Linked DNA regions of Homo sapiens: region 2 is linked to region 1. The links are chromatin loops, found by intact Hi-C in ENCODE. Cell type or tissue: mammary epithelial cell. All regions are shown on one strand. Each heading gives the region's core, and the rest is flanking DNA. Links, peaks and the distances in the headings are about the cores only.

Region 1 (9,700 bases), core at 1,042-9,041:
CATAGACTCCCAGGACAGAATCATAGGATGTAGAAAAATAGTAATAAGTAATAGTATGAAGCAATATTCCTTCCCAAAGAATTTTAGAGTCATAAAATATTGGGATATAGCCAGGTGCGGTGGCTCATGCCTGTAATCCCAGCACTTTGCGAGGCTGAGGTGGGCAGAACACCTGAGGTCAGGAGTTCGAGACTAGACTGGCCAACATGGTGAAATCCCATCTCTACTAAAAATACAAAAATTAGCTGGGCATGGCAGTGGGCGCCTGTAATCTCAGCTACTCAGGAGGCTGAGGCAGGAGAATTGCTTGAACCTGAGAGGTGGAGGTTGCAGTGAGCCAGGATCACACCATTGCACTCCAGCCTGGGTGACAAGAGCAAGACTCCATCTCAAAAAAAGTAAGTAAATAAATTGGGATATAAAATTGTAGGATGTAAATAAAAATCATGATAGGTAATAGAGAGCAGAGAATTAATGAGCAAAGACTATTCGAAGCACAGATAAAGACACAGAATGTGGAAAATTATAGAATGTGGAAAATAATAATTATCGTTAAGCAGTAGTACTCCCAAAAGAATATTATCATAGAATGTTACGAGATAGAATTATAATATGTGGAAAATAGCAAGTATTATTCCTTCCCCAAGAATATTCCTTCCCAAAGAATATTAAAATTGTAGATTATTAGAGCATAGAATTGCACAATGTTAAAAAAAAAAAAATTCTGGAATCCCAAGAAAAAAGACCCTTAGAAATCAGCTATCCCAGGCCGGGCCAATGGCTCATGCCTGTAGTCACAATACTTTGGGAGGCTGAGGCAGGAGGATCACGAGGCCAGGAGTTTGAGACCAGCCTGGCCAACATGGTGAAACCCTGTCTCTACTAAAAATACAAAAAAATTATTTGGGCGTGGTGGCTGGCACCTGTAATCCCAGCTACCCGGGCGCCTGAGGCAGGAGAATCATTTGAACCCGGGAGGCGGAGGTTGCAATGAGCCAAGATCAGGCCATTGCACTCCAGCCTGGGCGACAGAGCGAGATTCAGTCTCAAAAAAAAAAAAAGGAAGAAAGGAAGGAAGGAAGGAAGAAGAGAGAAAGAGAGAGAGAGAAAGAAAAAGAAAGAAAGAAAGAAAAGAAAGAGAAAGAAAAGAAAAAGAGAAAGGGAAAGAAAGAAAAGGAAGGAAGGAAAGAAAGAAAAAGAAAGAAAGGAAAAAAGAGAGAGAAAGGGAAAGAAAAAGAAAAGGAAGGAAGGAAGGAAAATAAAGAAAAAAGAAAGAAGAAAGAAGAAAGAAGAAATCAGCTAGCTCAACAAGCTTTCTTAACGCTAAGTGAGAGAACTTAAGGGCACTGTCCAAGCTGAGGGGACAAGTGAACCCCAGAGCCTAGGATTAGTATCCAGTTCGGTCTAACGCAGAAGCCCACGCGCCATGCTGGCTCCCTACACTGGTGGCCACCATGAGAAGCTTCGGCCTCGTCCCCTTGGGTCTCCTCCCAGGCCTCTCCCTGCCCCAAGGAGGCGAACAGGGCTCTGCTTAACGACAGCTCTTGCTGGACCATCATCGGCACCGAGTCGGTGGAATTTTCCTTCAGCACCAGCCTGGCGTGTACCCTGGAGCCGGTCACTCCGGTGCCTCTCATCAGCACCCTAGAGGTGAAGCCGGGCGCTAGGGGCGTTGGGCAGGGGGACCCTGCCTGCACTGGGCAGTGGTGGTGCTAGTGAGTGGGGGGCAGCGGGTTCCCGCCCTACTTGGTTCTCTCACCTCACCTGGTCCCACCCTCCCCCAGCTGAGCGGCGGGGGCGACGTGGCCACGCTGGAGCTCCACGGAGAGAACTTCCACGCGGGGCTCAAGGTGTGGTTTGGGGACGTGGAGGCAGAAACCATGTACAGGTACGGGGTGGTGAGGCAGCCTCTCTTGGGCCCCGGGGAGCAGGGGAAGGGGGTGCACGCGTCGTCGGAGTCGCCGCAGCCCTCACCCTGGTGCTCCACCCCCAGGAGCCCGCGGTCCCTGGTGTGCGTGGTGCCGGACGTGGCGGCCTTCTGCAGCGACTGGCGCTGGCTGCGCGCTCCCATCACAATCCCCATGAGCCTGGTGCGCGCCGACGGGCTCTTCTACCCTAGTGCCTTCTCCTTCACCTACACCCCGGAATACAGCGTGCGGCCGGGTCACCCCGGCGTCCCCGAGCCCGCCACCGACGCCGACGCGCTCCTGGAGAGCATCCATCAGGAGTTCACGCGCACCAACTTCCACCTCTTCATCCAGACTTAGGCGCGCCCGGTAGCCCCGGCTGCCCACCCTGGAGGGCTGCGCCCGCGCCAGGCGCGGGGACGTGTTTCTGGGTTCTAGGCCCTGCTTCCTTGCCCCTTTGCTGCAGAAGGGCAGCTGAAGGCTCACCCTAGAAACCGGGCCTGGTGGGTCTTACCCGGCTCACTCCCTCCCTTGTCCTTACACATACAGGAAGACAAGACCTGAGTGGTGCTGTCTTTGTGTCCGTCGTGTATGGCTCTCCCTGTCTTCATTTCTTCTCACTCTGTCTCTAAACCTCTCTCTCTCTCCCTTCCCCCTCAGTACTTAGTCTACAGACCTATGTGCGTGTCCCTATCCTTCTGTCCTTTTCTCTCTTCAGCTCTCCCTGCCTCTCACACACAATTTTACATGCCCCGAGGAGCCAAGTTTGGGACATTTACCCTCCAGGCATCTGTGTCCCCTCTTGAAGAGAAAACACACAGCTTCACACATCCAGGCATAGGGGGCAAGCTCTTGGGGCATCAGGACCCTGGAGCACCAGGTCCTTCCTGGAATATTAGATCCACCTGGAGCACCGGGTCTCTCTAAGTCTCACCTGGGGAATTCGGTCCCACCTGGGGCACCAGTTCCCACCTAGAGCACTGTGTCCTGCCCTAGAGCACAAAGACCTGCTCCTCCCGAGACTCTCTCTGACTGCAGCCAGGCATAGTACCTTTGCCTGTGTTTGCTCCCTGGTCCACAGATTTGGTGGCTGGGCAGGTGCCTGGACAGTGATGAGGTCTTGCCGCCTTAACTGTCCCCCCCAGTCACTTCTCCCACAGGCCCAGCAGGACGCAGTCCTGAGGATCAGGGATTCTACAGCTGCATTAAAATCAATCCTATCCAAGGCAGAGTTTGGTCTGTATGAGCCACCTCCCCAAGTGTGCCTCCCCCAACCCTCGCACCAACACACAAAAGAGGGGACCTGCACAGAAAGAAAAGAACCACAAGTCTGATGGAGCAGAGAGCCTACCTTTTGGACGTTTTCTAGAGGAGGAACAGGGTGCAGAGGCAGCTGGCATCCTGAGTCCCTGTCCCTGCCCTGGGGTTGTTACCCTACTAGCTATCTCTCCATCCCAAGCAAGGGTGCACCCCAGGCCCAGAGGTGACCACGGGACCCTTTCAAAACAAAGCTTTCCCAGGATAGCCCTGGGCAGAACTCCTGGGATTGACTGGGCAGTAATGTAGTTGAGAGGGGGGCCTCTCTGCATGGGGCTGATGGACAGAATCACAATCTATTCCCCACCAGCCTACCCACCCTAGGTACCACTCTACCCAGTCTGTGCTTTATAGGGAAGGAAAAAAAAACCAGGCAGAACACTGGCTTGGGCTATTGGAATCAAGGACACAGATAAGTATCATGGGTGCCAGCTACCTGCACCAGCCTCTGGTGGTGCCTGATGGGAAAACTGGTCTGAAATGTGGGTTCTAGGTTCTAACCCTCTGGAGAAGAGCTTGCCCTCCTAAGGAAGAGCTCATTTCTTGTAAAACTCCTCCCCCAGGGTATGGAAAGTCCCATGAGAAAAAAGAAACGAACAATACGCAGAGGAGAGGAAATGGGGTATGTTCTTTAGCCTTCCCAAAGTCTTGACTAAGTTCTGCCATCTGCCATCAGCAGGCTGCAACCCACTGTGAGGGGTGAGGAAGAAGCCTGTGGCCCCTGAAGGTGAATCTTGGCTGAGGAAGGCAGCAAATGAGTTGAATGGGAAATGTCCCTGAAATGAGCGCCTGACTCACCGTCCATGGTGGTGTTGAAGCAGGCAGCCAGGAGGGAGGAGGCTGAGAAGAGTGTCATAGCGCACCACATGGGGAATTGGGGCTCAAGCGCTCATCGTCCAGCCCTGCCCCCAAAGTCTTCCTCCACCACTCCTCAAGGCAGGAGTCCCAGAAGCCAATAATCTAGGTTGGACCAAAAGCCCAGACCCAGCCATACAGCTCTGTCTTAGTCCTCACCCATCTCAGGGGATCCTATAACCTTTGGTGTCCCCAAGGTATCCATCTGGAAGTCTGTGACCAAAGCTCCAGCCCTGGCCTAGCTTCTGAGTTCCAGCTGCTGAAACTGTCCTTGGAGGTCTTCCTTGCACTGAGTCTGAAGCCATCTAACATCAAACTCCTTTCCCTCTCCACCTGCCTTGCAGCACCACCTCTAGCTCCTTCCCCCACACCACCCAGTCACCCAGGCCTAAGGATCCCACCCCCACTTCCACACTACCATATGCCTCCTGTTTTCCTCTCCCTCCACTACTGCCCTGCCAGGTCCTGTGTCGCCTCTTCCAAAATTTCCCAAACTACTCTAGGTAGAACTAGCTATATAATTTGTGGGCCCCAGTGCAAAATGGCCCGTTGTTCAAAAATTATTCAAGAATTTCAATTCGACTGAACACGGGATTAAAAAAAAAAAAAGAACTTCAAGACAGCCACAGGAAATGATGAAACCAAGTGCAGGGGCCTTCCAAGCACAGGCTGCACAACCACGAAGCCAGCCCTGGCCCCAGGCTTTTTTCTTGTATTCCCACAGACCCTCAATGGGACCATATCGACTGCCTGCTTTGGATCAAAGGTTTTACCTACATGCCCATTGTCTCCTCTAGGCTGCCATCTTCATGGGGAAAGGAGCTCTTATCTCTGCATGTCCTAAAGGGTGCATCACAATGCCTCGCATGTTGAGTTGGTGCTCAATAAACAGTGAATTGCATTATATGGCATTGGCAGATATTTAGATATTGCTAATGCAAAGTGAAACCGGCAGGTGGCACTGTTCTCCACCCGAGCATTAAGTTCTCATTTTATTTATATTTAAAAACCGGGCCTTAATCCCAGCCCTTTGGTAGGCCGAGGCGCAAGGATCACTTAAGCCCAGGAGTTCGAGACCACCCTGGGCAACATAACAAGACCCCCTCCCCCATCTCTACAAAAAAATGTAAAAATAGGGCCGGGCGCAGTGGCTCACGCCTGTAATCCCAGCACTTTGGGAGGCCGAGGCGGGCGGATCACGAGGTCAGGAGATAAGAGACCAACCTGGCTAACCCGGTGAAACCCCGTCTCTACCAAAAAATACAAAAAATTAGCCAGGCGTGGTGGCGGGCGACTGTAGTCCCAGCTACTTGGGAGGCTGAGGCAGGAGAATGGCGTGAACCCGGGAGGCGGAGCTTGCAGTGAGCCGAGATCGTGCCACTGCACTCCAGCCTGGGGGACAGAGTGAGACTCCGTCTCAAAAAAATAAAAAAATAATAATAATAATTAGCCGGTGTGGTGGTGCACGCCTGTAGTCCCAGCTATGGGGTGGGGGCGGGGGGATGCTGAGGAGGGAGGATCACTGGAGCACAGGTAGTGGAAGCTGCAGTGAGCTGTGATTGTGCCACTACACTCCAGCCTGGGTGACAGAGGGAGACCCTTTGGGGGTTTATGCACAGAATTCTACATACTTCCAGGGAATTTCCTAACACTAAAACCCATTTATGGATTAATTTAGTCCTCTTTATATTAGAATCATTTGCCACGCTATAAAAATTAATATACCGGGCCGGGCGCAGTGGCTCACGCCTGTAATCCCAGCACTTTGGGAGGTCGAGGTGGGTGGATCACCTGAGGTCAGGAGTTTGAGACCAGCCTGGCCAACATGGTGAAACCCTGTCTCTACTAAAAATTCAAAACATTAGCCAGGCGTGGTGGCGTGTGCCTGTAATCCCAGCTACTCAGGAGGCTGAGGCAGGAGAATTGCTTGAACCCAGGAGGCAGAGGCTGCAGCGAACTGAGATCACGCCACTGCACTCCAGCCTAGGGTCTCTCCAGCAGAGTGAAACTCCGTCTCAAAAAAAAAAATAATACTAATAATATACCGGCCACGCCATGGAACAATTCTATTAACATCTCTGAGTGTGGAGCTCAGGCATCTGTATTGTTTGAAACCCTCCCATGTGAATCTAGTGAGCAGCCAGGGTTAAGAATCATGGCCCTAGTCAGTATTTCCTCCTCATTTTATAGATGGGGAAACTGAGGCTCCAAGAGAGGAGGCTAAGGTCACAGCAGATGGCAAAGCCTACAATTGATTCAAATCCTGCACTCCTACCACTAAATCTGGGGCTCTGAGTTTCTCTTCATTCTCATTCTACCACGCTGCTGTGTGTAGGTGACATGTGTGTTGCAGAGGGTGGGGATGGGGCATGTAGTGAGGATAAGGCCCAAATCTCCAATTTACCAGCTCTCATGCTGCCTGGTGTTCCACCATTATTAACAAGCTAGTTCCCCAGTAAGTACCGACCTTGGGGTTTCTCTCTCTTTCTTTCTTTCTTTTTTTTTTTTAACTTCTATTAAGTTATAACCACAGCATAGGTAAAATTCTCTGACAGCTTCCCCCTGGGTAGGGCACAGACCTGTGAAGATGGCAAGGGAAAGAGGAAGTGGTTTTAAGGGAAGTGAAACCCATAATACATCTATAAGGTTGTGGCCAGGCATGGTGGCTCACACTTGTAATCCTAGCACTTTGGGAGGCCGAGCCAGGCAGATCACTTCAGATCACTTGAGGTCAGGAGTTCCAGACCAGCCTGGCCAACATGGTAAAACCCCGTCTCTACTAAAAATACAAAAATAGGCTGGGCACGGTGGCTCACACCTGTAATCCCAGCTACTTGGGAGACTGGGACAGAAGAATCGCTTGAACCCAGGAGGCGAAAGTTGCAGTGAGCTGAGATCACGCCACTGCACTCCAGCTTGGGTGACAACAAGACTCTGTCTCAAAAAATAAAAAATACAAAATGTAGCCAGACGTGGTGGCGTGCACCTGTAGTCCCAGCTACTTGGGTGGCTGAGGCACAAGAATCGCTTGCACCTAGGAGGCAGAGGTTGCAGTGAGCCGAGATTGTGCCACTGCACTCCAGCCTGGGCAACAGAGCGAGACTGTCTAAAAAAAGAAAAACAAACAAACAAAACCATCTATAAGGTTTTGCCACAGACCAGCTCAGAACAGCCTCCTAGACAGGCTTGGCCCTGTTCCAGACCCTAAGGGACAAAGGCAGGCAGGGTAGCAGTGGCACAATAATGCATTTAGAGGGCAAAGTGATAAACCCCCACTACAGCTGGCTGCTTGCCACCAGATGGGCACTTTCACCTTTGCTATCTAATGTAAACTAATCATAAACCTTGTGGCATCCCATCATATTTACAGGTCCTCAAGGAGAGAGAATTATACAGGTTGTATATATAGGGCAGAAATCTTGCAGGCCATCTTAGAATTCTGTCTACTCCCCAAACAACATAGCAAATCATAAGTAGGGGAGATGTGTTTCACTTGTAGGCCTTCCCACACCCCATGCAGGCATTGTCCCATGGTTTTGCTACCTCTGAAGATTGGCAAGATCATGAACAAAAAGTGGGCCCATGCCTGGCTTCTGTAATGTAGTGGTTATCACATTCGCCTCACACATGAAAGGTCACCAGTTTGAGACCGGGCCAAAACACGAGATTTTCCCCCTAAATTTAGTGAGTTTAATCGAGGTTGGAAACAAACAGAAAACTAGTTAAACCTGTGCCTACATTTTGGCCGGGTGTGGTGGCTCATGCCTGTAATCCCAACACTTTGGGAGGCCGAGGTGGGCGGATCGCATGAGATCAGGAGTTTGAGACCAGCCTGGACAACATGGTGAAACCCTGTCTCTACTAAAAATACAAAAATTAGCCAGGCATTGTGGCACATGCCTGTAATCTCAGCTACTTGGGAGGCTGAGGCAGGAGAATCACTTGAACCTGGGAGGCAGAGATAGCAGTGAGCTGAGATCATACCATGGCACTCCAGCCTGGGCGACAGAGTGAGACTCCACCTCAAAAAATTAAAAAACAAAAAGTGGACCAATAGTGTCCAAAATCCATTTTGCATCCACTGCCCAATTCTCAGAAATATTATATATTATCAGAAATAACCAGAGTTGGCTCTCCAGACAGATAAAGCCCTAGTCGAGGTTGACCACTGATGGGGCTATGTCTGCCAGCATTTAGGATGGCTTCCAATGAGTCTTGTATCCAGGTGCTCCTGCCCCTGGGTGGTCTCCTGTCACAATGAATAGGGCTGACCCATGTGACCCATGCAATATTATGGAAGAGATAGTGGGTGACTTCCAAGCTAAGTCATAAAAGTCACTGTAGCTTCCACTTGGTGGCTCTCTTGGATCGCTTGTTCTGAGAGAAACCAGCTGCCGCATCACGAGGACTGTCAATCAGCTCTATGTGGGTCCACGCAATGAGGAACTGAGGCCTCCTGCCAAAATAGCCAGCACCAAGTTGTCAGAAATGTAACTGAGCCATCTTGGAAGTGGATCCTCCAGCCCAGTCAAGCTTTCAGATGACAGCAAGACCTGGCCAACGTCGACTGCAACCTCACAAGATGGAGCCAGAATCGCCCAGCTAATGCTCCTGACTTCTGACTCACAGAAACAATGTGAGATAATATTTATGTTGTTATAAGCCCCTAAGTTTGGGGGTAATTTTAAATATCAATAGATAATATGGGGGTCTTCTTTTTTTTTTTTTCTTTTTGAGATGGAGTCTCGCTCTGTCGCCCAGGTTGGAGTGCAGTGGCACGATCTCGGCTCACTGCAAGCTCCGCCTCCCCGCTTCACGCCATTCTCCTGCCTCAGCCTCCCGAGTAGCTGGGACTACAGACACCCGCCGCCACGCCCGGCTAATTTTTTTTGTACTTTTAGTAGAGATGGAGTTTCACCGTGTTAGCCAGGATCGTCTCAATCTCCTGGGGGGGTCTTCTTAAACTAATACTTTACCCAAAAAGATGGCACTGATGATGAGAACACCATATATTGAGCACTTATTGTGTGCTAAGCTCTGACTTGCCTCCCTATAGGCTGTTGGATCACAAGGTAACAGCTGGTAAAAGCTGAAACCCAAACCCAGAGGTCCTGACTCAGTCTCACACCATCCAAAGCAGCCCTAACAGGAATTTCTACAACTGGAAATGTTCTGTGTCTGCACCACCTGATACAGTAGCCACTAGCCACATGTGGCTGTTGAGCACTTAAAACAAGGCTAGTGCAACTAAGAAGCAGAATTTTTATTTTTACAATTATAATTAATTTAAATTTATAATATAGCCACAGTTCCCAGTGGCTACCATAGTGGTCAGCACAGATCTAACAGATGTGAGGGCCTTCTACAAGACACAAGTTAGGAGAACAGAGACCCACTCAACCTCATGGGACTCAGAAAAACAGTGTGGCAAAGTCTCAGGAGAGATTTAAGCTGCCACGAGATTTAAGACCAGAATCACTGGTTCAGAGGGGGTTTGCAGGGGCATGAACAGCCCCCAGTGAGGGAGCCTTGGGTGATATAAACCCCTTGATAGGCAGTGCAGTTGTTAGCACTCTAGAGCCCGACTGCCGGGGTTCAAATCTCACCTCTACAACTGGTAA
Region 2 (9,700 bases), core at 904-8,903, 130 kb after region 1:
GAATTGAAGTGAGGTTTTCTTGCTGTCTTCTGTTCCTGGGTGGGATTGCAGAACTGGTTGAGCCAGATTACTGGTCTGGGTGGTGTCAGCTGATCCATCAAGTGCAGGGTCTGCAAAATATCTCAAGCGCTGATCTTAGGTTTTACAATAGTGATGTTATCACCAGGAGCAATTTGGGGAGGTTCAAACTCTTGCTGCATGATTCCTAAACTGTAATTTCTAATTTTGTAGCTAATTAAGGCAGACTGTTACCCAGGTAAGAAGGAGGTATGTTTTGGAAAGGGCTAGTGTCAATTTTGTTTCAGTCAAACCATAAACTAAATTCCTTCCTAAGGTTAGTTCTGCCTACACCCAGGAATGAACAAGGACAGCTTAAAGGGTAGAGGCAAGATAGAGTTGGTTAGGTCTGATCTCTTTCAGTGTCATAATTTCCTCAGTTATAATTTTCACAAAGGCAGTTTCAGAATCATGCCATAAGTCCTCCACATTCCCCAAGTACCTGGCTTGTGCCGATCCCTTAGTCCACTTTTCTACCCTCTTCTCTTCCAGTCCCAATCCAACTGTGCTACAAAGCTCATATCCAGGTCCAACCCCTGAGAAACTTCTCTCGATCCCCTAGTTGGAAAAAATCATTCCCTCTTCTGACCTCCCATGTCGAGACCATTTATAACATGTTAGAACTCGATTCCTAACAAGGAGGTGCCCGATGATCAAATACACTTTTTTCCAGGGAACTTAATTATCCTCATTCTATTCAATGACTGCAGCACCATCCCCACCATCAATGAGCATGAGCAGATTAATTCATTTGACAAATATTTGCCAAGTACCTACAAGGCATCGTTCTCCATGAGCACATAGCTGTAAACAAAACACAGCAGCAAAGGACCCTACCCTCTAGGTGAGGCAGGCAATAGAAAAATAAGGAGATAATATGTGAGTCATGACAAGCATTTTGAAGACAAAATAGTGGAAGGGGATAAGGAGTAATGGGGGTAAAGGAGGTGCTGCTCTTTTATGTAGACCGGTCAAAGAGCAGAACCTGTAGAAAGTAAGTGAGCATCGTGACCAGCTGGGAGAAGAGCAATGCAGGAAGAAGACGCGGTTAGTGCAAAGGCCCCAGGAAGACTGTGCCTGATGTGTTTGAGCAGCAGCGATGAGGCCAGTGTGGCTGGGGCTGAGTGGGTGGGGTGGGAGAGTGTAAGATGATATGGTCAGAGAGGCTGTGGGGGCAAGCCTTGTAGGACTGTATAAAAACTTAGGCTTTGTAAGAGAGATGGGAAATCACAGGAACATCATGATCTGATTCAAATTGTCACAGGATCCCTCTGGCTGCAGTGTGGAGAGTGGCCTGTAGGGGACCAAGGGTGGAGACAGAGGGCCAGTGAGTAGGCTACTGCACCAGTCCAGGCAAACACTGAAGACCTGTGTATATGTGTTGTTCCCTCGGTCTGTCTCAGGTCTGTTGAATAGTAAGAATGCTTTGCTCTGTTGAAGATGATTCCGTTCTTTACATAAGTAATTAAATGTCTTTCCTTTGCTGTTTCCTGATACCTAAATGCAGTAATATATGCTCATGATAGAAAACTTAGAAAATAAAGAAAAGCATTAAACAATAAAGATTTCCAACTCCTACAACTCAAAGAAAACAGATAAATCATCCTACTTTAGAGGACTAAATGTACAGGAACTCATTGATTTGCTCATCAAAAGGTGAAGAGGGAAGAGTAGCAGCCCCAGGTAGAGCTACCCAGCAGGCGAGGCTGCCCTCAGGAACCACAGCCTTCCCTTTCCTAATGATTTCTACTCTGTGGCACCCACACTTCCCTCCTCAGGGCTCTGGTGTTATCCTCCTTCTGGGTCTCCATCATATCTGCTCTCAGCAAAAGATCCAGCTCATTCATCCAGCCCCAAGGGACAGGGCTTCACCTCCGGACAAGGGTGAGATGAATGAGGTCTTGGACACAGAATTTAAGAAGTCAAAAACCTCAGCCATCAAGATAAATCATATTAAAATGCAATGGTTTAAAAAATTAAAATTAATTTTAAAAGTCCATGAACAAAATATAAACATTTAAAATAAAGACAGGGTCCAACCTTGCACCTGCACAGTCCTGCCTTGCTCTCTGCACCCTAACCCAGCCCTGCTCAGCCCAAGAGCTTTGAATCTGAATACAAATCATTCCAGACTTCAAGATCAAGTTAAAGTGTTAATCGTCTACCAGAATGTGATTTCTAGCTTTAAAAAGAAAACCAAGAAAACAACTTCCACATCAATGCAAAGGTTTTCTCATTTCACCAGGTTTTTGTTTTCCGTCTGTTTACCTGATGGTTTACTAAAGAGGTGAAGAAGTCTGTGGCTGAATGAACACATTGAATAATTGCAGAGACTTAAATTCTCAAATATTCATAAAAATATTTTACCTTTTTTTTTTTTGAGATGAAGTCTCACTCTGTTGCCCAGGCTGTAGTGCAGTAGCATGATCTCGGCTCACTGCAACCTCCGCCTCCTTCAATTCTCCTGCCTCAGCCTCCTGAGTAGCTGGGACTACAGACACATGCCACCATACCTGGTTAATTTTTGTATTTTTAGTAGAGGCAGGGTTTCTCCATGTTGGTCAGGCTGGTCTCGAACTCCTGACCTCAGGTGATCCACCCACCTCGGCCTCCCAAAGTGTTCGGATTACAGGTGTGAGTCACCATGCTTGGCCATGCCGGTTGTTTCTGCTGCTTGCTGTGTAGACCGCTGTGATGACCATCTTCTTATTGACCCTCCTTTGTCTCTGGAGCCCCGCCACCTGCCTTCTACCTGGAGCCTTCCTTCCAGGTCCTTCTTCAACATCAGCTCCAGGATCTGCAAGATCTTTGGATATGGCCGCTGCAGAAGGAAGGAGAACCACTTCCTGGAGAAGCAGGAGTGAGCCAGGATCTGCCACACAAGAGAGCCGGGAACCCAGGGCATGGGTTAAGGCGAGGAGCAGGTCCGGAGGGAAGATCTGAGGCAAAGAGGTAGAGTTCACAGGTCCTACACCCCTCGCACCTACACAGTGTCCCTCCTCTGATGCTGAGGCTCTCTCTGCCTTCCGAGGAGAAAGTGGCGACGTGTCCTGTGAAACCGCAGACTTAACACATCTTCCAAAAGCCAGCTTGGCAGGAGGTCACTGCTAGAAGCACCTCTGAAATAATCTGAGCCGTCTTACCTGTTCCCCTTTTTCAGATGGGAACACTGAGGCAGCCACCCTGCAGAGTGAGTCTGCAGTGCTCCTGAGCCACCCCCCTCCAGGCTTGGCAAACTCACTGCCTTCTTGTCTGTTGCCTTGACTGCAGGGAGGACCAGAGGTGCTCATTTCTGGGAGGGTCTAGGATCTGCCAGCTGCACAGTGTCCAAGTCAAGGGCTTCAGCAACGACAATTAACAAATTCCTTTCTCTTTGCAGAGAGCCTGTCACCTGTGCTGCCTTGAGATGCTGACATCTGAGGATGCCCCAGACAGGGCCTGTGGCTGCTTTCTGAAATAGTGCAGCACCTTCTCTGCTTCCTCCTCAACCTTCTCCTTCACAGCAGAACCCTGCCTCCTTCCTCTCCCCACAGGCTTGTTTCAGCATTGATTTGATCAACTGAGCACCACGAGAACACAAACCACATTCCTTTGTTTTTTCATCACGTTACCCCCAGCACTTAGGACAGTGCCTGGCACAAAGGAGGTAGTCTGTAAATATTTGCGTAATGAATGAATAAAGGAGGGCATGAGTACATCTCCTCTGCCCAGCACGGATGACAGGCTGAGGGTTTGAATCCAGGACTCTCTCACCGTAGCCCTCATTCTCACTGCATCCTCACCTTCGTCCTCCACCCCCCACCCCCCCACTGGGTTCCTTGGGGATGGCAGGGGTGGAGTTCCTGGCATCCAGTTCTGAGCATCAGCTCTGCCAAGTAGTGGTGGCGGGGGGGTTTTCATGAAAGAATCCCCCTCGCTCCCTGTGATGTTGGACATTTTTCCTTGTCTGTGTAGTTTCAGGCTTTGTCTCTCTGGCCTTATACAATATTTAAAAACATTCATTTTCCAGTTAAACAAACTGGATTGGATACTGTTGTTTGCAACTAAGAACCTTAATATTGGGTGATCTTCCCAATATTTTGCAGAACAGCAGCATCACCGCTTTTCCTGCCATCAGACTGGGCCCTACCAGTTGTAAGAAGAAAACCCATTGCAACACCTACCTCTTAATGGCCACTCCAAGCTACACAAAAACCTGAGTGATGTTTCAACATTAAAGCCTTTTCTTTTTTTTTTTTTTTTTTTACTTTTGGGCCAGGTCAGATTGAGGGGTAGGTTGTTCTCCTGGTCTCTCTGAAGGAGAAGGGAAGGAGCATGAGGGTCAATTGTCTGCTTATCTAAGAAATCCCCTTCCCTGAAGTTGTGTGTGTGTGTGTGTATCTCTGTATGTGTGTTGTAGGGTGGTGGTGGTGGTTTGTTATTTCAGTTACAGCAATAACAACTACCCATTTAGTGGACACCGACCATGTACCAGGCTCCATGCTTAGCCTTTTACACGCATTATTTCATTTAATTCCCAAGAATCCTGTGAAGGAGGGTGCATTATGGTCCCCAGTTTACAGAGGGGGATATGGAGGCACGGTGATGTCACGTAACTGCCATATTGTTTTCCTGGGGCAACTAGAACAAAGGACTACAGACTGACTGGTTTAAACAACTGCAATTTACCCTCTTAAATTCTGGAGGCCAGAAGTGTGAGATCAGGGTGTCCACAGGGCTGCGTTTGCTCTGAAGAAGCTGGGGAAGGATCTGTTCCAGGCCTCTCTCCTGGCTTCTGGAAGCTCCTTGACTTGTGGTCACATAAATCCAGTCTTCACATAGTGTTCTCCCGTCTGTCCCCTTTTTAAGGACACCAGTTGTATTGGATTAGGGCCCACACTGATGACCTCATCTTAACTTGATTACCTTTGTAAAGAGCCCATCTCCAAATAAGGTCACATTTGGAGGGACCTGGGGGTTACGACTCCAAGTAGCTTTTTTGGGAGGACACAGTTCAACCCATAACAGCTGATAAATGGCAGAACCCAGGCATATGTGACAGACCCAAAGGCTTTGTCCTTTGGGAGGAAGATTGTGTAAATTAGAGCCCAGACTTTCCAGCCAGGCTATAAAAGTCCTAATTCTGGGTTTGTCTGAATTTGGGAATTTGGGGATCTAAGAAGCAGCTTATTAGGTAAGGTGGGCGTGGGGGTGAGAAAGGGTGAGGCATCAAGCCCCCCATCACTGTTTGTGACTGAGCTTAATCCCATTGGGAATGCTGGGAGCAGGGCCAGACAATTCCTCGCAGCAGCTATCACCCCCTTTCCCTAGGAGAGCAAGTGTTTATGCACCAGTGGAGATATTCAGGCACCAGTCTCCATATGGACTGAGGGTTTCCGGCTGATCTGGGCCTGGGCCCTCCTTGTGTGGCTTCCAAGGAAGCCCTCAGGCAAAGAGATGCAGACACTAGCACTTGGAAATCAGCTGGTGGCACCGAAGGAGTCAGGTCCGGGGTAAGGGTAGGGCACATATCTTCTGCCACACTCTGTATGTGGCTTTGAACAAGTGATTTAACTTGTAGGTGTGCTCTGTACCTGTCTTCTCCCTGTGTGGGGTTGTTGTGTAGCTAAGTGAATTAACACATGCTGAGCCCTTGGACCATGTAATGACTGCAACTTAAACATTAACTATGATTATTATTGACTAAATGATACTGCCCCCTACTGGAAAATGTGTGACCCGGACATCACTTAGAAACTAGTGCTGGATGGCATTTGGGAGGGAATCTGATCCAACTTCCTCATTTCACAGATGAGGAATTCAGACCTAAGAAAGGGAAGTATGTTGCCCAATGTCACACAGCTAACATATATAATCATTATAATAGACAACCCAGGCAGCCTCATTCACTTGTTCATTCATTCACTCTCATGTGTGTGTATATATGTATATAATTATATACATATATAAAACAGACATGTATATAGCATATATTATGTGTATATAATATACATATTTTATATATTTATACATATTATTTCTATTAATATATAATTACATATACACATGTGTATATGCACATATGTATATAATTATATACATATGCATATAATATATATTATACATGCACATACACATGTATATAATTATATACATATATATGCATATATACACACACATATGTATCACTAGTGTTTGTAAGTGATATCCGGGTCACTCATTTTCCAGTAGGGAATAGTATAATTATATACATATATGTGCACATATATACATAATACATATGTTTTTAGAGACTGGGTATTGCTCTGTCACCCAGGCTGGAGTGCAGTGGTGCAATCATTGCTCATTGTAACCTCGAACTCCTGGCCTCAAGCAATCCTCCTGTCTCAGCTTCCCCAGTAGCTGGAACTACAGATATGTGCCACCATGCTCAGCTAATTTTTTAACTTTTTGTAGAAACAGGGTCTCTCCATGCTGCTCAGGCTGGTTTGGAACTCCTGGCCTCGAGCAATCCTCTGGCCTCGGCCTCCCAAAGTGCTGGGATTACAGGCGTGAGCCACCACGCCAGGCCTCACTCCTAAATATTAAGCACCTGTTTTGTGATAGGCACCAGGAAAACAGTAATGACCAAAACGGTAGCCTCCAAATTTGTTTGATCCCTCACACCACCCATTTCAGTAAAAGGTTTTTTTGTTTGTTTGTTTGTTTGTTTTGTTTTGGAGATGGGGGTCTCACTCTGTCACCCAGGCTGGAGTGCAGTGGTGTGATCTCAGCTCACTGCAACCTCCGTCTCCCAGGTTCAAGCGATTCTCCTGCCCAGCCTCCCGAGTAGCTGGGATTACAGGCGTCTGCCTGGCTAATTTTTGTATTTTTAGTAGAGACAGGGTTTCACCACGTTGGCCAGGCTGGTCTCGAACTCCGGACCCCAAGTAATCTTCCCGCCTTGGCCTCCCAAAGTTTTGGGATTATAGGCATGAGCCACTGTGCCCGGCCCAGGAAAAGGTTTTTGAGTGTGCAGTTCCCGTATTTATAAGTATGTGCATATTGTTGTACTAATATGTACATTATAAGTATTCAATAATATAAATTTTAATAAAGTATAGGCTAGAAATGAATAAACTGAAGTTTCTAAATATTTTCTTTCTGTACCACAGTGCACCCCACTTAGGAGTTGGCTGGACCAGAACAGGGGAGACAGAGGAATAGTTTCAGCAGCACAAACGCTGCGAGAACCCAGGTGGAGGCCCTTAATCTCACCTGAAGAGGTCAAGGCTGGCGTCGCAGAGGAGGCAGCGCTCATCCTGGATTTTGAAGGATGAACTGAATTTTATCAGGTAGAAAGAAAGAGGAAAACATAAGCTTTTGGGTGTGGCAAAGATGTGGGCATTAGAAAAAGGATTCTAATTTCCTTTACCTCCCGCCTCTCCGAAAGGAGTATTTGTATTGGTTTCCAAGTAGCTGTTCTGCATCATAGGAGACCCCAGCTTATTCCTCAAAGTTCACCCAACCCTGAATATAGGTGAACCTGGAGTGCCGTCAGTGGGTAGAAGGGGAAGAGGAGTAACCTAGGAGAGATGGGGGAACCACCTCATTTGCATGAGAGTCGTGCCCTTCTCCCCTGTAGCCTGAGTTTCCTGCTTCCCTCTGCTCCACCCAGCTCATCAGGAGAGAGCCCACTACCTTTCTTACCTCTAAGAAGCAGACCCATGGGGGGAGTGGCATAGGTGTGTGCATGTTGGGATGGGAGAGGGATTTGGTGCTGGAAGAAGAAAAGTTGGGAAAGGCTTCTGAATAATGAAAACCCAGAATTTCATAGAAGTCAGCTCATTAGTCAGCCTTAGCTTTCGTACTTTCTCCAATGGGAAGCTCACCTCCTCTTGGCACCAGGTTCCAGCTGATAGCACTCATTATTAGAAGAGCACTCTTGTTTCCCATTAAACCAGCATATGGGCCAGGCATGGTGGTTCATGCCTATAATCCCAGCACTGAGGCAGGTGGATTGCTTGAACCCAGGAGTTCAAGAGCAGCCTGGGCAACATGTTGAAACCCTATCTCTACAAAAAATACAAAAATCAGCTGGGCGTGGTGGCATGCACCTGTAGTCCCAGCTGCTCAGAGGCTGAGGTAGGAGGATCACCTGATTCTGGGAGGTGACGATTGCAGTGAGCTGTGATTGTGCCACTGTACTCCAGCCTGAGCGACAGAGTAAAACCCTGTCTCAAAAAAAGAAAAAAAAAGAAACAAATATGTGTCCCCTTTGCCCCTGGCCCTTCATTTCCACATGGGTCCTGACTACTCTCAAGAAGCCCACTAACCAGGTCAGCTGTCTTTGTACTAAGACAGTTCTGCAGAGATTGAGAAATGGTAATCAAAGTACTTCCACCTCCCACAAAGTGTATTTTTGGTTCTTGTGCAACATTTTGCTAAGTCCCCTCCAGGAGCTTTCAGTCTCTTAGGATTCATAGTTAAGAGAATCTCTTTTTAAAGCTCCCTACAATATCTGCAGAGGCTGCCAGATGGTAGCCCCCCTTGTGAGGTGCCCCTCACTGGGGATGGGGAGAGAGGCAACTGTAGGAAGAGGAGGGTGCTCAGTAGGGTAAGAGCTCCTGAGTCACCCCCTGCCTTGCCTCCCCCAGTTAAGCAAGAGCTGTGGCAATGTAATTCAGAAATAGAAAAGAGGATGGCTGAGAGGAGGGGGTAGGAGGTAGGTGGTGGGCAGGGGTCCAAGGCTCATGAAGGTATTTCTGAGGATGCACCACTCTTCAAGTTCATTATTAGACCTTCTAGCTGCAAGGCATCATGGGAACAATCTGTTTGGAATCCAGTGGGTTCCCAGCCAAAGAGACGTTCTCGCCAGCTCCTCCAGGCAGAGCTCCTTTGACAATGCATTCACACACCTGCCTCCGAGAAGATGGGGGCTGGAGGGACCTTTGGAGAGCAAAGTCTAACTGCCTTGCTGCAGATGAGAAAACCGAGGCATAGAGTGCTGGAATAGCAGGGATTGTTAAACAAGTGAGGACATAGACTGGGCGTTAGATACAGCTAGTTCTCACTCACTGCCTTGTGGTCTTGCATACGTTTCTCAACTTCTCTGAACTTCAGTTTTCTTATTGATAAAATATGGATGATGACAATACCTGTCAATATCTCCAGCCAGAGACCACTAGGAATACCCCTCTTCCTAGCTGAACTAGAAGTCGAACAATGTGCGTTTATTACTCACTAAGGCAAAGGAGAATACAGACCTGGGTGATCACACAGTGACATCTCATTAAGAGGATGTTAGAAAGGACTTCTAGGACTCAGGCTTGTGTTCGTTGATTTGGAGGACGGTTTAAAGAAGCAGGCTTTGCTCTGCATCGGATGCTCAGGAAATGCAGCAGTTCTATGACTGGGTATCTTAATACATCTTAGCTGTAAGAAGGGATGACTGGATGGAGATTAGAGCTGTAAGAAGAGCAGCAGTTGGTAAAGAAGCAGCCGATGTTCATATTAGCCAGGGGAGAGGGCTGCTTGGTTATTTTTGTGGCTTGCTCATGTTTTGTCTGTGTTCAAACATGGTTACAGCTTAGGCAGTTTTGGTTTTGATCTGTCATGGGCAGAGCATGGCCTTGTCTGACATTGATGTTTTGCAAAGTTGTTCATGTTCAGCAGGAGAACATCA

The links. Peaks named below come from ENCODE experiments on the same cell type or tissue, not always from the same donor. Only the 100,000 strongest peaks of a DNase experiment are listed, where the experiment ranks them.
Region 2: a loop joins it to region 1, with 7 times the contacts of the local background. A loop is called at or near these places in 44 of 110 quality-filtered maps.

Annotation. Positions count from the first base shown.
Region 1 is chr20:45,314,693-45,324,392 of GRCh38, forward strand. It overlaps RBPJL (recombination signal binding protein for immunoglobulin kappa J region like), which reads left to right. Exons shown (of 12, transcript NM_014276.4): 10 at 1,495-1,650; 11 at 1,785-1,888; 12 at 1,994-3,132. The coding sequence ends at 2,267. It also overlaps the pseudogene TRV-CAC14-1. Among named protein-coding and RNA genes, the nearest start is that of MATN4, 11 kb to the left of the region's middle. RefSeq lists an enhancer at 6,589-6,638. In mammary epithelial cell, for the core only: a CTCF peak has its summit at 5,038 (motif pointing right); no DNase peak of the experiment used is centred there; H3K27ac peaks cover 335 bases; H3K27me3 peaks cover 460 bases.
Region 2 is chr20:45,444,808-45,454,507 of GRCh38, forward strand. LOC105372631 (a long non-coding RNA gene) reads left to right here. Exons shown (of 4, transcript NR_159957.1): 3 at 2,790-3,009; 4 at 3,437-3,774. Among named protein-coding and RNA genes, the nearest start is that of WFDC2, 20 kb to the right of the region's middle. In mammary epithelial cell, for the core only: CTCF peaks have their summits at 1,351 and 5,772 (motif pointing left); no DNase peak of the experiment used is centred there.